2 separate regions of the Homo sapiens genome follow, and region 2 is linked to region 1. Evidence: chromatin contacts called from ENCODE Hi-C or POLR2A ChIA-PET data. All regions are on one chromosome and are shown on one strand. The core of a region is the stretch at or near the end of the contact, and the rest is flanking DNA. Distances in the headings are between cores, read along the strand shown. Region 1 overlaps KCNG2 (potassium voltage-gated channel modifier subfamily G member 2). Region 2 holds the start of TXNL4A (thioredoxin like 4A).

Evidence for each region. Hi-C counts contacts between places; a loop is a spot of excess contacts on that map. ChIA-PET counts read pairs that join two places held with the same protein, here RNA polymerase II (POLR2A). Pooled maps may share reads with other maps.
Region 2: a loop to region 1 is called in a pooled map, with 2.0 times the contacts of the local background. The contact joins the promoter of TXNL4A here to the enhancer-like site in region 1. A Hi-C loop is called at or near these places in 2 of 50 pooled maps. POLR2A ChIA-PET finds 5 or more read pairs at or near these places in 3 of 52 experiments (activated T-cell, activated naive CD4-positive, alpha-beta T cell and naive thymus-derived CD8-positive, alpha-beta T cell).

The regions. Positions count from the first base shown.
Region 1 is chr18:79,823,312-79,828,177 of GRCh38, forward strand. All of the region lies in intron 1 of KCNG2 (potassium voltage-gated channel modifier subfamily G member 2), which reads left to right. Among named protein-coding and RNA genes, the nearest start is that of KCNG2, 28 kb to the left of the region's middle. RefSeq lists an enhancer at 2,664-3,863. Within about 2 kb of position 2,765, at least 2 of the 41 ENCODE cell types and tissues checked have a DNase peak (open chromatin) inside an H3K27ac peak, as active enhancers do.
Region 2 is chr18:79,986,617-79,991,482 of GRCh38, forward strand. TXNL4A (thioredoxin like 4A) reads right to left here and starts at 1,947. Exons shown (of 3, transcript NM_006701.5): 1 at 1,624-1,947. The coding sequence starts at 1,776. RefSeq lists silencers at 1,760-1,999, 2,040-2,329.

The DNA of each region.
Region 1 (4,866 bases), core at 1,515-4,014:
GAACACCACATGTGGACCTTTTCATCTCTGCAGGGTTGACTCCCAGAATTGGGGTTGCACAGAGGTCATTAGCCAGCCGGATGTTGCCACATTCCTCCCTCCTGAGAGCTGTGCCCCGTGTCGAGCGCTGTTTGCTCACAGCCAGGCCAGGGGTTGTGGTAGGATTTTTAAATTTTTGCCAGTCTCATGGGTGAGAAATGGTATCTCAGTATTGTTTTAATCTGCACTTCTCTGATTACGAGTGTGCTTGAACATGTTTTCCATACGTGTGAGAGTCATTTTTATCTTTTGTGAATGGCCTGTTCATGTGTTTCCCCATTTCTCGATGGGGTTTTTGGTCCTTCACCCCCTGATGTTTAAGAGTTCATGCTATATGAGTTTTTCCCCTTGTTGTTTTTCTTTTTCCACGTGTGCCCAGCTCTTTATGCACATTTGAACCTTAGTATCGACATGTCCAACTCCATAAAATAGCTTACCCTGTTTTACTGGGATTGAGTGGAACTGATGAGCTAACACCAAGAGGAAGCCACCTCCACAGCGCCAAGTCTCCTGTCCAGGAGCATGGCTCGCTTTCCATTTGTTCATGTTTACTTTCGTGTTTTAAATTTGTTCTTGTAAAAACAGTACACATTCCTTGTGAAATTTGTTCCTACATGTTTTTTTCCTACTGTAAATGGACTTTTTCTTTCATCAATTTAATTTAATTTTTGAGACAAGATCTCACTCTGTCACCCAGGCTGGAGTGCAGTGGCACGATCTTGGCTCACTGCAGCCTCCGCCCCCCAGGCTCAGATGATCCTCCCACCTCTCAGCCTCCCAAGTAGCTGGGACTACAGGCATCACCACATGTGGGTAACTTGTATTTTTTGTAGAGACAGGGTTTCGCCATTTTGCCCAAACTGATCTTGAACTCCTGGACTCAAGCGATCCCCCGACCTTGGCCTCCCAAAGTGTGGGATTACAGGCGTGAGCCTCGGTGCTTGGCCATAAATGGACTTTTCCAATGATTGTGTTCTTTGTTGTTTGTGTATAGGAAGGCTGTTGATTTTATAGCCTGCTACTTTTCTGAATTTTTTTATTCAATAAATAAGTTTTGTCATTGATTCTCTGGGATTTCCAAGTATAAGATGATCCTATCTGCAAAGAGAGACGGTTTCACCCCTTCTTTACCTGCTCTATGCTTCTGATTGATTTTTGCTGTCTAGTTTTATTCATTAATACCTCTCGTATAATGTTAAATATATCAGAGGTAGTGGGTATCCTTGTTTCTGATTGCCATGGAAATGCCTCTAGTGTTTCTCCATTAAGAGAGCGGCTTTAGAACTTAACACAGGCTGCCGGTGCTGGTGAAATACCCATCAACGCCCTGAGTATTCATCAAAGGCTGCTTGGTATCTATGGAGATGATTACATGACTTTTCTACCTAAATTTATTATTATGGTGCATGATGTTAATGGATTTCCTACCACTGAACCTACTTTGCACCTTCTGGAACAAATTCTACTTTGTCGCAGTATTTTTTTTTCTTAAGAGGCATTGAATTCTGTTTAATAATATTCCGTTTAGAATTTCTGCATTGGTATTGATGAGTGATATTGAACTTAAGTTTTCTTTCTTCTTATTATATTTGGTTTAAATATCAGTGTTTGCTTACTTCATAAAATGAACTAGAGAGCTTTCCTTCCTTCTCAATGTTCTGAAATAATTTGTAGAGCATGGAGACTATCTAGGCTTTATAATCTTGGGAGAATTCTCTGTAAACCTGTCGGGGCTTAGTGCTTTGATAGGACAGTCAGTAGTAACTTTCTGTTTCTTCAATGGAAATGGGTCTGCTGAAGTTTCTAACTCTCCTGGGACAGTTTTTGGTGTCTCTGTTTCCCGAGAACATCTGCACTTCCTCTGGGTTTTCAAATGTGTTTGCAAAGAGGACTGCACAGTGTCTCCTCTGATTGTTCAGTCTGTTTCAAACGTTACATTTCTTGAATATAATAATGTGGCTTTAAAAAAGAAAAAGGAAGACACTTGAAGAATGGGAAAATATCCCTAAGTCATCCTACAGCTATAAGCCTTGTTTTCAAAGCAGCACATCACAGACTCGTGTTTACCGTCAGTTTACGAAGAATGCGCTGATGTCTGGGTCCATAAAAATATCTTTCCTGTCCTTTTCTGCTGTTTGCTGACGAAATGCCTCTTCATAAAAAATAGCTTTAACGCCTGAGAGTTACAGAAGCTCCCCTCAGCGAGGAGTCTCAGAAACCACGGAGGTTTTACCAAGTCCCTGTCGGTGAACATCAACTTGACTGACGGGGCGCAAGCTTCAGGAGATGAAGTGTCAATAAGGATTAATACGAAGGTAGATCAATCACGCTGTCATTTCATAGGGCTTCAGTTTCTTTCTGTAAAAACCCGTCAGATGTGATTTTCCCTCTAAAATTAGAATCGTTTTTATTCCTTTTTCCAGTTACTAAAATTACCTGTATCGTCTGGGGGAAAATACAGAAGGACAGAAAAAAGAAAGTAAAAATCACCTGACCTGACCGTGCACTGTCAGCCTGTCTGTGGCCTTCCTTCCGGAAGTTTCTTTATGCGTCTGCCCATGGACGGCAGGTGGGAGCGCGGACACCTGTCGCCCTCTCGGCCGCTCTGGGACCTGCCCTTTCTTTGAAACGCTGTGTCCAGGGCATGACCCCCATAGAGACGTGGGCCTGGGTGGAGGCTGCAGCTTAAGAGGAAGCTCTCGGCGTCGGGGCCTGTGCCCTGCCGGCCGCCCTGACCTTGGAGGAAGCGGGCGCTGACACACTGTGGGCGACAGGAAGGGCCGGGAGCTCTGTGGCCGTTGGCAAGGCCAGGAACCCGGGTAGTCGAGCTGAAACTGTGATCTGAGGCGCGAGGCCTCCGTGGGAGAAGGGTCGCTTCAGACGGGGACCGAGGGCCTGGCTCTGGGAAGGTGGGTCCTGCTCCCTTCTGAGGCAGGCAGAGCTGCAGGGAAAGCAGGTGTGTGGAGGCCCCTCCAGAGCCAGGCTCCAGGCGCTTCAGGTACGGCGCCCGTTCTGCTCCCTTCCCAGGCCTGCCCAGCTGCCCACCGCACGAAGCTTCACAACTGAGCGAGCAGCTCCTCACGGAAGGTTAGATTCGGCGCGTTACGTCATTACGTTCAGTGAAAGAACTGAGTGAGCAGCTCCTCACGGAAGGTTAGATTCGGCGCGTTACGTCATTACGTTCAGTGAAAGAACTGAGTGAGCAGCTCCTCACGGAAGGTTAAGTTCGGCGCGTTACGTCATTACGTTCAGTGAAAACTGAGTGAGCAGCTCCTCACGGAAGATTACATTCGGCGCGTTACGTCATTACATCCAGTGAAAGAACTGAGTGAGCAGCTCCTCACGGAAGGTTAGTTCGGCGCGTTACGTCATTACATCCAGTGAAAGAACTGAGTGAGCAGCTCCTCACGGAAGGTTAGTTCGGCGCGTTACGTCATTACGTTCAGTGAAAGAACTGAGTGAGCAGCTCCTCACGGAAGGTTAGTTCGGCGCGTTACGTCATTACGTTCAGTGAAAGAAGGTGTGGGAGTGACTAATCACTTGTTTGATAAAATTGATTGAAAAAGAAATTACCAACTAAAAATTATAATTATTAAAATGTAAAAGTTTAATTACAGTTTCTAGGAAATTCGCCTTGGCTTCTGCCCGCTTTCTGTTCAGGACGCTGAGCTTTGCTGCTTGGTGCCTTGTGAGGACGTGGCGTCCCCGGCGATGCAGGGGCCGGGCCGCGCCAGCCTCTGTTGCTCCTCTATGGGGTGGTGACAGCCTCAGGCCTCCCTGGGGACAGGCTGGGGACTCCCAGATACTGAAGCTTAGCAGGTGCGCCCCCACATGGTCATGGAGCTGGGGCTCGGGCCAGACCAGCGACACCCTCCAGGCCTCAGTGGTCCTGTGTCCACCCCGGAGCCCCCAGGGCAGGAGATGTGGGTGGGATCCCTGCAGGAAACCGTGAGGGTTTCAAACTAAGCCTCCTTTCGTTTTCCCTGGCGGTGTCAGCATCGTGCCTCTAAAGAGTTCTGTTCCTTGGTCAGAGTTCCAGGTGAGATGCTATCTTAGGTAGGAGAGGTCATCTGGCCCCAGCCAGGGTTTCGGCCCCACCAGTGGGGCAGGGCCTGGGGACTGGTAGTTTAGCACAGCGGCTCTCAAACTTGTGGTGCTGGGAATTTTTAGGACCTCCAGCAGCCTGTGTTCCTGGAGGAAGGAGGGTGTGGCAGAGGCCCTGGAGTCCCAGTGTCTGAGAGGCCAGCAGAGGAGGGGCTCAGGATGGAGCGGGAAGCGCGGGGAGAAGAGCGGGGACTCAGCCTCCCCCCTGGATTTCGCTTCTTCTGAATGCAGGCCCTGGAACCCCGCTTATTACCCGCCCACCCAGTGCCGCAGCTCTGGAAATGCAGCTTGGTGGGCTGGACCCAAGTCTCTCCATGTGGCTCCATAGGAAAAATACTGATGCAAGTAACTACTTCAGAGACAAAAACAGTTTTAACAATGTACCAATTATAATCCTTTTACCTATATGTTTAAACAGAATTAGCAGTTAGAATTATACTGGAACATAATATTCTTTTTTCTTTCTTTCTTTCTTTTTTTTTTTTTTGAGATGTAGTCTCCCTCTGTTGCCCAGGCTGGAGTGCAGTGGCGTTGTCAAGGCTCACTGCAACCTCTGCCTCCCTGGTTCAAGTGATTCTTGTGCCTCAGCCTCCCAAGTAGCTCGGATTACAGGCACGCACCAACACACCCGGCTAATTCTTTGTATCTTTTGTAGAGATGGTGTTTCACCATGTTGGCCAGTCTGGTCTTGAACTCCTGACCCCAGGTGATCCGCCCACCTCG
Region 2 (4,866 bases), core at 697-3,196, 160 kb after region 1:
CTGTTTTCTAGCTAAGAGCATCTTGCTGAGCTGTGCTCGGATGTGATGAGACAAAGGCCCTCACATCTCCAGCCATCCTAGCCTCGAGCTGCCGGCAGCAGGATCTGAACACCACCCGATGTTTATGCCACCACCTGCAATGTAGAACAGTGAAAGATTCTAGAATTCATAACTCAAAGTCAATACAGCAGTGATTTACTTATTGGGAAACTGCTCTTAGTCAATTCTTCGCTGGATTTCCAGTATCTGCCCTTGTCCACTACAGCTCAAGCAATGACAAACTGATGTGTGGCACTGCCTCTCTCATCATCTCTAATCCCCGGCTGGCAGAACCCCCAGCGTGTGAGAGAACTGCTGCTCTCCCGAATTCCCTAGGTCCCTCCTCAAGTCCTCAGTGTCCAGGAGGAAGAGGCTGCGAGATGGCTGGTACTAAAGCTACTCCACCTCCATCCCTGACCCCCATGGAAGGTGGTTCAAGGTCAAGTCGCATCAGAATTCCCTGAGGGGCTTCTTTAAAAAGCCATTGCTGGACTTCACCCCATACCCATAGAATCAGAATCACAGATGCATTCTAGTAAGCACTCCAAGGGAGTCTTGTAATAACTAAAATATAACAACAGTTCCTAACTTCATGCCTCTCCTACTAAATAAGAAATAGCAAAAATTAATAAATGGCAGGCCAGATAGTCTTTCCTTTCCTGAATATAAAATATGTCCTTACATCTGTTACTCTTTACTCAAAGGAGTTATTTTAACCCAGGCCTACTTTTTAGCATCTGTGAAAGAAAAGATAGCTTCAATGTTACTTTTACTCTTCATTAAAAGGAATAACCTCTCAAATTACTTATGGAAAATTAATATGGCAAATATTTTATTAACACCCTAGTATTTGTGCCCTTTGCCCTATTGCTACAGCTGCAAAACCTCAATAAAAGTCATCCTAAAATTGCTATGAGGAACCACAGAAAAAGAATGAAATCTGGTTATAAAATAGTGTCCTACAACTTTTATTGTCAGCAAGTAAATGCCAAGACCACTCAGTGTACTAATATTAGAAATTCAGAGAACTAATTCTAACAAAGCATATTTCTATTTTCTCCTGATGTTTACTGCACCTCAATCACTGTAAGCTGTAAACCACATGACTCACAAAAAGCGTGGTGGGATAAAAAAACACACCCACAGAAAAGCAGGATTTCTCATGCTATGAACATGAAAGTCCTGCTTTATGCATACAACGAATAACTCAGGTACCAAAAAAAGACGTCCTTTTAAATTAAGGATCCGCGCTCTCAATAAAACCTGCAAGTGCATTTTGTTCACTGAACTATAAGTTTGGGAAAAACGCCTTATCAACAGAAATAATTAATTCATTTGAGAGGAGGGGGATCATAAACCCTTTAAAATATGAAAAACTACAAGAGCTCCCCGCAGAAAAAGGCGTGAAACGCCGGCACAGTCCCCGAGAGCGCTCGACCGCAGCGAGGGGAGGAATCGCCTGAACGACGGAGCCGCGGCCCCTCCTCGGGGAACAGCTCGCGCCCCCAGGCGACGCCGGCAGGGCAGAGGCGCGGGGCAGATGCGGAAGCACAGCCCGCAGAGCGGGAGAGTCCGGCGCGCTACCTTCTCGGCGATGCTGTACAGGACCTCGTCCATCTTCATGCACGTAGGATCCCAGTCGTGGCCGAAGCGGATGACGACCACGCGGTCCTCCTCCGAGAGGATGGCCTGGTCCACCTGCCAGCCGTTGTGCAGGTGCGGGAGCATGTACGACATGGCGGCCCGCGCGCTCGCCGCCGCCCAAGGCGGGGCGCCAGGGAGGGCCCAGCGAGGTGGGCTCAGCCGGCCCCTCACTCCCCGGCCCCCGCCGCCCCCGGGCCCACGGACGAAATCCGGTCCCGCCCGCACACGCAAACTCCGCTGGGACTGCCACCCGGCAGAACGTCTGGGCGCGCACGCACCGACGCCGTGCGTGCTGACGGCATGCGCGCGCGCTAGCGCCGTGCGTGCTGACGGCATGTGCGTATAGGCGCCGCGCGAACGTGTAGTTGGCCGGGTGGAGCGGCGGCGACCTGGGCACCGTGGAGCGCCGTTGGTTCCGTCATAGCAGCTGTCGGAGTGGGGGTTCCTCCCCAGCGTCCAGGCGGCCTGGTGGTCCTGAGAAGCCCCGGGCTCGCCGTGCCCTGCCCCCACGCTCCCGCCCCGAGGCCGCCCGCCGCCGCCCGGGCTGTCCTCCAGCCACGGATGGGGACGTCCAGAAAGGCCCGGAATGCCCGGCACTGCGGCTCGTTTTCTTCCTTTCTGGTGCTTGTTTCTGTGTGTTACTAAGACAGTTCATGTGTGTCATTTGTGAAACTTGATCATAAAAATGTGTCGTTGTTGCCATACCCAACCACAGCAGAGTCGAGCAGCGGGGTAGGGAGGAAGCACTGGGCAGGCCGTCCTTGAGGAATGTCACCATCAGGCCGGCTGCTGAGCTGCCTGTTGTAACCTGAAACCAGGTTTTTTAATTTGTCTTTTTATAAAGAAAAAAAATTTTTTTTTGAGACGTGCAGTGACGTGATCTTGGCCCACTGCAGCCTCCGCCTCCCGGGGTCAAGCGCTTCTCCTGCCTCCGCCTCCCCATAAGCTGGGACTACAAGGCGCCAGCCCGGCTAGTGTTTTTTTGTACTTAGTAGAGACGGGGTTTAACCATGTTGGCCAGGCTGGTCTTGAACTCCTGACCTCAAGTGATCTGCCCGCCTCGGCCTCCCAAAGCGCTGAAATTACAGGAAGAAGCCACCGCGCCCGACCTAAAGCCAGTTTTATTCCATAGCTTCAGCATAACTTCCACCTCCAGGACTGATCTGGCCCCCTGGCTTCGCTCACCAGTCAGAGCTCCCCAAACCCTTACTAGTGCCAGTGAACTTTCTCAAAGAGAAATAAGTTAATATTTCTCTTTTTAAAATAAAACCTCTAACCTCTGTTCTTCTGAGAGAGCACTTTGGGTTCATGCTGGAGACTCCCTGGTTTGCAAACTGATATTGATAGTAAAACTCTTGTCTACTATCTAGCTATCCTGGTGGTCCTTTAGATGACAAATTTAAAACAAATCACGCCCGGGCGCGGTGGCTCACGCCTGTAATCCCAGCACTTTGGGAGGCCGAGGCCGGCGGATCGCCTATGGTCGGGAGTTCAAGACCAGTCTGGCCAACATGGTGAAACCCCGTCTCTACTAAAAATACAAAAAATTACCCGGGCATGGTGGCGCCCGCCTATAATCCCAGCTACTAGGGAGGCTGAGGCAGGAGAATCGCTTGAACCCAGGGGGTGGAGGTTGCAGTGAGCTGAGATCGCACCACTTCACTCCAGCCTGGGTGACAGAGTGAGACTCCATCTCAAAAACAACAACAAATCACTATGCAGATGCTGTGGTGTCTCTCAGATGGGCTGTGGCATGGTGAGAACTACAGTCTGAAGAGCCTGCTGGCATGGGGATTGAAATGGGTTCCATGTTTGGTTTCCTCTGGGACACAGCACCATAAGGTGCTTTGATAATATGCACCCACAATTTAAATACTAGAATCACAAGTGCAGCTCACTGCCAGATTAAGCTTTTTACATAATACAGAATATTTCCCAATTATATACGAAATGCTTTATTGTAATGAAACAATTTCAGGTTGGTAGGATATTAGAGATCATCTAAATCTCTTTCATTTTATAATTGAGTAAAGCAGAGGCACAGAATATAAGCATAGTGGTTAACAGTGAGGGTTTTAGTTACATAAAGGCGTGTTCAGGTTCATCTGTGCCTTGCATAAGTTATCTCAACAAACTTCAGTTTCCTCATCCATGAGATGGGATGATAAAACAAAATCTCCTGTACTTCATTGGCACCAGGTACACACTGGAGAAATCTGAGCCCTTACTAAGGTCAGGCTATTGCCTTCTAAAAAATTCCTTACCGTCATTTTGGTAGTCACTCATTTCAGATACAAACACAGTTGCTTAACACATCACAAGCATTTTATTCACAGGAGAGTTGTTCCAAGCTAAGGCATAAGACTCAAATGTCCCCAAATAATTTATTGAAACTCATTTTTTATTGTGTTACTTATAACAAGATTTATCGCCTTAATTTTTAAGGACATTAAGTACATTCATATTATGCAACCATCACCACTATCCATCTCCAGATAAATCTTTTCTTTAATAAAAACTTTTGGCCGGGCGCGGTGGCTCACGCCTGTAATCCCAGCACTTTGGGAGGCCGAGGCGGGCGGATCACGAGGTCAGGAGATCGAGACCATCCTGGCTAACACGGTGAAACCCCGTCTCTACTAAAAATACAAAAAAAAAATTAGCCGGGCGCGGTGGCGGGCGCCTGTAGTCCCAGCTACTCGGGAGGCTGAGGCAGGAGAATGGCGTGAACCCGGGAGGCGGAGCTTGCAGTGAGCCGAGATTGTACCACTGCACTCCAGCCTGGGCGACAGAGCCAGACTCCGTCTCAAAAAAAAAAAAAAAAAAAAACTTTTGTTGAGATCTAATCCATATACTATAAAATTCACCAATTGAAGGTGAGATGGTTTTTCAGTGTTGTGGAACCAATACCACAATCTAATTTTAGGAGAATGTTATCACCCCGAAAAGAAAACCTATACCCATTAACAGTCATTTCCCATTTCCCTCCCATTCCCTCAGCCCCTGGCAATCACTAATCTATTTTCTGCCTCTATAGATTTACCTATTCTAGACATTTCATATAGATGGAAACACAAAATATGGAGTCGTTTGTGACTGCTTTCATTTAACATAATGTTCTCAAGGTCCATATTGTAGCAGACATCAACAGCTAGTTCTTTTTAATTGCTGATGAATATTTCA